Linked DNA regions of Homo sapiens: region 2 is linked to region 1. Evidence: chromatin contacts called from ENCODE Hi-C data. All regions are on one chromosome and are shown on one strand. Each heading gives the region's core, a stretch centred on a gene start or an enhancer-like site at or near the end of the contact. The rest is flanking DNA. Distances are from core to core; before and after follow the strand shown. Region 1 holds the start of SERPINI1 (serpin family I member 1). Region 2 overlaps TNIK (TRAF2 and NCK interacting kinase).

Region 1 (3,066 bases), core at 317-2,816:
TCCTCATCAGCATCCCAAAATGAAAGCGCTCTGAAAGCAGTAAAGGAGTAAAAACATACCTTAGGTATGACACCTAAGAGGGTCAAGTCTTTCTGTTTAAGGCAAAATTATCTCCTTAGAGGGCCACATCATTAAACTGGAACTGAATCCGTAGACCCCAACATTTGTCTCTTCCTTCTTCCAGTGCTCCTCTTCCCTCAAAGGGCATAACCCGAGTCACCCCCAAGAGCCGACTCCCAAGCACCCTTTCCTTCCTCCTCCCTTTTCTCTTACTTACAAAGCAGGGGGAAAACAGCAGCCTCACCTCTCGGTCCGAAGCCACACCTTCAAAGGACCCCACCCCAGGCACATCCGCCCTGTCCCCTCTCCCGGGGCACCAGGGGCCAACCTCGCCCTTCCCCTCCCGCCCCCACCTAGAGGAGACTTCCTGGAGGCGTTCGGGCCCAAGCCGGCAGGCGGCATTTACAAACCCGCTTTACGCCACTCGCGTAGGGTAACCTCGCTTACGCCCGTAGGGCCCCGCTCTCAGCCCCGTCCGCTCCGCCTGCCAGAACCAAGCCCAAGTGCCTCAGCCATGGCCCCTGCGTGACCCTAGACCTCTTCTGCTCGGTGCAGAGCTACGGGGACTGGGACAGAACAGCTACACCTTACCAGCAACTGAGGCACTGACTTCACTTCCCACCTTGCAGCCCTCTTCAACTCCCGGATCAATTCACTCCGGCGACGCCGGAAGGACCCAAGAGGAACCAGGCGTTGTCCGGAATCCTGCCCAGCCGGAGTCGTGCAGAGGCTTATGGGGACTCGTAGTCCCGCTCGCCGGCGTTGTCCGCAATTCCTGCAATCGGAAGACTACACTTCCCGGCAGGCCATGCGGGGGATCCTGAGGCGATGGGTGGTGACACTTCTAGCCAATAGTAGGAGAATTCCCTGCCTTTGCGGGAGGAGGTGAGATGAAGAGAGATGGTGCACGGAAAGGAGAGGAAGGGCGGGGCAAGCCCTCACCTGCGCCAATCAGGGTGCGGAGTAGGCCCCGCAGGCGCCTCACCCATTGAGGGGGCGGGCTGACAGAGCAGAGGAAGGAAGGGGGTGAGGGGCCTGTGGTGGGGATCCTGGGGCTGTCGGGCTGAGTATGCCGTGTGGGTGGAGAGGAAGCCTCGGGGAAATCGCCCAGGTGAAGGGAGGGCTTGGTGTGGGGACTTGCACTGGGCAGAGGGGCAGCTTCCCTGAGAGCAGCTAAGCCCCAGGCACACCGGGCATCCGGACACACAGGTCGGGGAAGGATAGGCTGAGCCGGGGCTCCCAGCAGAGACGCCTGGGTGGGGCAGGAGGCCGCTCCAGGTGTGAGCCACAGAGGAGGGGAGAGGGACCCCCACGGGAGTGGAAGTGGCAGAGCAGCTGCAGAAGTGCAGGGAGCGGAAAGGTACCAGGGCAGCTGCTTTCCGCTGCCTCCGGTCCGGGCAGCTGCAGAAACAGCAGGGGGAGGAGCAACAGCTGCCAAATTCGCCAACTAGAGGAGGGAGAGGCGGAGCTTGGGTCCCTGTAGAAGCCAGAGGCGCAGTCTGGACTGTAGTTTCCCGGGAGAGACGAAAGCAGGAACGAGAGCGGAGCGGAGCACAGTCCGCCGAGCACAAGCTCCAGCATCCCGTCAGGGGTTGCAGGTGTGTGGGAGGTAAGCGTGGGTCCTTCTTCGGGGCGTCTGCACTGCCCTGGAGAAAACGTCTTCCAATAGGAATTACATCAAGACACAGCTAAAAGAGTCCGCGTTGGGTTAGGAAACCGGTGCAAAACCTCTCGGGTGAAAGATTTACATTTTTCGACTTTAAGGGCAAAAAAGCAAAAGGAAGCTTGACTCTGGGTATAAAGGGCGTGGTTAGTGTTTTTGGTTTGAGTTGCACCAGTAAAACTGTTCTGGGAGATCTGAAGATTGAGAAAAATCCTGCTAATTGAGGACGAGGTGGATGTTATCTGGTGGATGTTATAGGTGCGTAGCCTATAAAAAGCAAAAATTTTGCTATTGATATAGAATAACTTCTGAACTATTTCACTAGGAAAATAACTTTGCATTCTTCTTCAGTGTCTACCCTTTACGTTGGTTTATCAGATTGTCCTGCTACCGACCTGTTATCCAGGGTGGTTATTTTGCAGTTTCCTAGAATTGCAAGAAATCCGTATTAAAGAAGCAAGTGCAGGCAGGAATAGTCAGGATAGGATGGGCTCTGACTTAATCTATCAAAAGTATAACTTTTGCCAGCAATAATGTAAAAATGAATTTTAATGAATGGATAGTTAGCTTTCTTCCCAGTGGCTCTGGAATATTGGAACAAAGACCTGGATTCAGCCTACAATGGAAACATATGGTGTACCTCACTGCTGCTCGTTAGTTTCTCATTTGTGTCCGATAATATGTGTACATTTTAAAAACGAGTACATGGAAAGCTGTGTGGGAATCTTTTCTCTGGGTAGAGAGTATGTGCTGAAGGACTACCCTTAATATGTGTTATGATAGTGGGTTCAGTTTAAAACACATGTAGTGTCATAAAATAATAGTTTATTCTCGGTATTAAACTATATGTGCATTCAAAGCAACGTTAATTGTAATACCTATGGATGGAAATAAGTTGTAATGCTGGGTAAAGATGAAAGTCTCACCTACCTTTGTGTAATTATGACAAAATTACAGCCTTTTATTTTTAGAGAAGTAGTAAGAAGCTATTTTCCTAGTTCATTTTCATTTTGTTACAGAGGTTCCCAGATTACATGGCTTTTAATCATAGTAGCATATTGCAGCAAATTTTGCTCTGAAATGCTTTCATTGTGACAGTTGCATATTTCAGAGTCTGTCTCAATACTTTATGTTTTTTTTTAATAACCAGGGTCAATAAAATGGAGTAATTGTCTTGTTTTCTCCTATTTCTATGCTTTCCTGAGTTCTCGGGATTTTAAATTTTATTTTTGTAATGCATCCCAAATTTCTTTTTGAAAAGAAATGGCTCAAATGAATTCTCTTCCCAGATTAAAGTTCAGTCCTACTGAGTGCTACTACCGATAAGCCTAAGTGACTTTTCA
Region 2 (3,137 bases), core at 453-2,952, 3.5 Mb after region 1:
CTTTGCATTTGCAATTCAAGCAGATGCTACCAACAAAATACATATGCAAGAATGGTTAAAGGTTGCAAGGGAATGGTAATTAAAATTATCTTTGTAAGGTGATTCATTTTGTGAAAGCTACCAGGGATGTGATAAGCCAATATTAATGTAATTAATCAAGGTTACTGGGGAAACAGAGGGAAAGTGGAATCTTAAAAAGAGACTGGACAGTGGTTGAGTCCTAAGGAGGGTTGATCTGAGTCACTAGTGATTGCTTTAAATAAGCATTATTTTTTTTTCCTTTTTAAAATCATGAGAAGGGAAAGAATTATCAAATAAGAATCTGCAGTTGGCTGTTCAGTTATCCCATGGCTCCTGGGGTCCCCAGACATAGCCGGCCAGGCTGTCATGGCACCTCCAATTCAGATACATGACATGGCCCAGCATACTTCCAAATGCAATCTAGAATCAAAAGGTGGCAGATGTAAATGCGGCACGGGCCCAGGAAGCTGTCAGGGTTGAGAGAGGAAAAAAAGGAGGGAAAGAAGAAAAGATGGGGGGAAGATAGGAGGAAAGAGAAGAGAAAAAGGAAGAAAATAGCAGGAAAGGAAAAGTTTCTCTTCCACAGTTGAGATCATTGTTGACAAAGGACTGTGGACTTGAGTTTTAGAAAATGAAACAAAAGTATTGTAAGCTGCTAACATTTCCAGGAATTAAATTGTCATTCACCACCCTTCCCAGGAGGTAACTGCTAAGGAGATAAAGGATTCCAATATTATTTTAAATAAAAAAAGCCTACATTAGGGTCTAATACATAAGAGTGGGAAAACAAAGCAAACACCTTCTGGAGGAATCTTTCCCTCTCAGTTTCCTTTCATCTTTTCTCAAAGTAGAGAGGAATGACTCTTCCTTAGGTTGCCCCCAACCCAGGCTGTCACCTGGGCACACAGAGAATGACTGGGCTCCTCTTTATGCATTTGAAACGCCTACTTAGGGTCTTCAGACCTCATTATGTCACTCTGCTCCACTGCACGTCTGTGAGATTTGCCAAGTTATCTCATTCAACAGAGTTGTGAAATCTGCATGCTTCCATGGGAAAACCTGAGCCTTTGCAGGAATAGAGTACATTTTATACAAAAGGAACCAAGCAGAAATTTGGTAAAACAATCTGAAAAAATTATAGAGTGCCTTGAAAACACTTCCTTCCTCTGGCCTTTCTTGAGAAACCAGAAGTCAGTGTCTTCCAAGTTTAAAAAATCAGTCCAGCTTAAGTTAAACCGGCTTCCTTCTGTTCTCCAAAGCAGATGATTATCATATTTGACTATTTTCACTCAGAGTCTGTTCAGAACAGCCTGGCCAGTGTAAAATCCAAAAACATTTCACTCTCAGATTGCCATGTAAAATGCCTCTCTTATAATGAGAAGCCTAGACAAGGCAAATGGCATTTTCAGCATTATAAATTTTTTCCTCTTGATAAGAAACTGGCACAGATAAATCCATGTTCTATTTCTTAGGATGCATTTAACTTTTTTAAAGGATTCATTTAAAAATTATTATTCAGAATGTAAATTACAGGAGAGTTTTTGATCTAACCATCTTAGGGTTATAGTAGTATTCACTCAATCTGAGTCACGGTAGAAGAACTGGTAAGTACAGAATTGACATCTTGCTAAGAAGAGCCAAGAGGTTCTCAGAAATCCAGCCAAAGCTGCTGGTGTAAGGGCTGCTCTCTTTACCTGGCTTTGTTCAATACAGTACCAAAGAATTCCTGCCTCAGCAGGTTCTGAGAGAAAGTAAAGGGCCAGTCTCTTCCAAAATGAAACAAGATACAGCAAAGGGAATATACTTAATTCAGAAAAGCAGCTTGGCAAGACTGAAAGGAGCCTGAAGTCAAAACTCAGAGACTCCCAGGTCTGATTTATCCTTCTCTCCATTGGCTACATGTTCATAAGCTGAATGTTCCAGTCATGGGAAATGGACGTGAGTTCAAAAATGTGCTAGTGTGACTGTAAAATGCTTTGTCCTCATCTTTCTGATTCCAGAGACTAAATACTTATATGGAAATCAGCCTATTAATAACATCTTATCGTAAGGATAAATTACAGTGCCATCCATGAGCAAAGGACTGGCAATTATCTAGTGACTACAGCCTTTTAGATAGGGCAGGAGAAATAAAGGCAACTTTTTACCTAACTGATATGTGAAAGGAAACAGAGCAAAGTTCTCCACGTTCTCCATGTGTCAGCTTCCTCATCTGTGAAACTCGTTCATTTATTGAACAGGTTTACTGAGCTCCCACCATTTATGCCAGGGTCTGTACTAGGACCTACGGATTCAACAATATTCAAGAAAGACCTCATATCCACTCCCTGCCAATTGCAAGCCTTGCTGATGGCCCCAGAGCCTCAGCCACCCTTTCATTCTTCATCAGAAGAAATTCAGCATGACCCTTCCATTGCACCACATCAAGACTACACTCTGAGGAGTCCTTCTGGAAAACCGTCTCAAAACTTGAGCCTGATTGGGAGTTGATTTGCTCCTCATTTAAAATACAACCCCTCCTCATAGAATATTATGCTTCCCAGTGATACAGTCTCTCATTGACCAAACTTTTAGTCAGGCTCTTCTAAATCCTCTTCCCAACCAGGCCTCGACTTTTGGACTTCCGTGTGTGTCTTTATGTTGCCTAATTTTAGCAAGAGTCCTGACAAGTTGGTTTAGGCAGAATCCCTCACCTTTGCTATGTGATCATCTTCCTCAGCCCCCATCATCCCCCACGTAATATCTGATCATCCTAGCCTGCCTTCAGCCAGAATCCTGTGAGGCCAGTAAACAAGAATTATCCCTACTCCCTTAGTAATTTTCTATCCATTGACCTCCCTACTCTGCTACTTGGCTTTAAATCTCCACCCTGCCACTTGGTGTATTCAGAATTGAACCCTGTTCTATACTAAGGTCTCTTTCCCTATATTGCAAAGGTCCTGAGTAAAATCTCTTTGTACTGCTTTAACTGATGTCCAGCTCTGGTTTTCTTTGATACCAGTCATCCAAACCTGAGCATGAATTACTTCAATCACCCCATGAAATCTAACCTCAAGCAGAGACTAGCTGTAGGAATGGAGTTTTCTTTTGGGAGAAAGACAGAGGGAAAGGTAATC

Evidence for each region. Hi-C counts contacts between places; a loop is a spot of excess contacts on that map. Pooled maps may share reads with other maps.
Region 2: a pooled map shows a loop between it and region 1 (2.2-fold over the local background). The contact joins the enhancer-like site here to the promoter of SERPINI1 in region 1. A Hi-C loop is called at or near these places in 5 of 50 pooled maps.

What each region holds. Positions count from the first base shown.
Region 1 is chr3:167,734,155-167,737,220 of GRCh38, forward strand. It overlaps SERPINI1 (serpin family I member 1), which reads left to right and starts at 1,567. Exons shown (of 9, transcript NM_001122752.2): 1 at 1,567-1,669. PDCD10 (programmed cell death 10) reads right to left here and starts at 738. Exons shown (of 9, transcript NM_007217.4): 1 at 508-738; 2 at 60-196. RefSeq lists a silencer at 370-499 and an enhancer at 550-989.
Region 2 is chr3:171,265,582-171,268,718 of GRCh38, forward strand. All of the region lies in intron 2 of TNIK (TRAF2 and NCK interacting kinase), which reads right to left. Among named protein-coding and RNA genes, the nearest start is that of MIR569, 160 kb to the left of the region's middle. RefSeq lists an enhancer at 1,724-1,833. Within about 2 kb of position 1,703, at least 2 of the 41 ENCODE cell types and tissues checked have a DNase peak (open chromatin) inside an H3K27ac peak, as active enhancers do.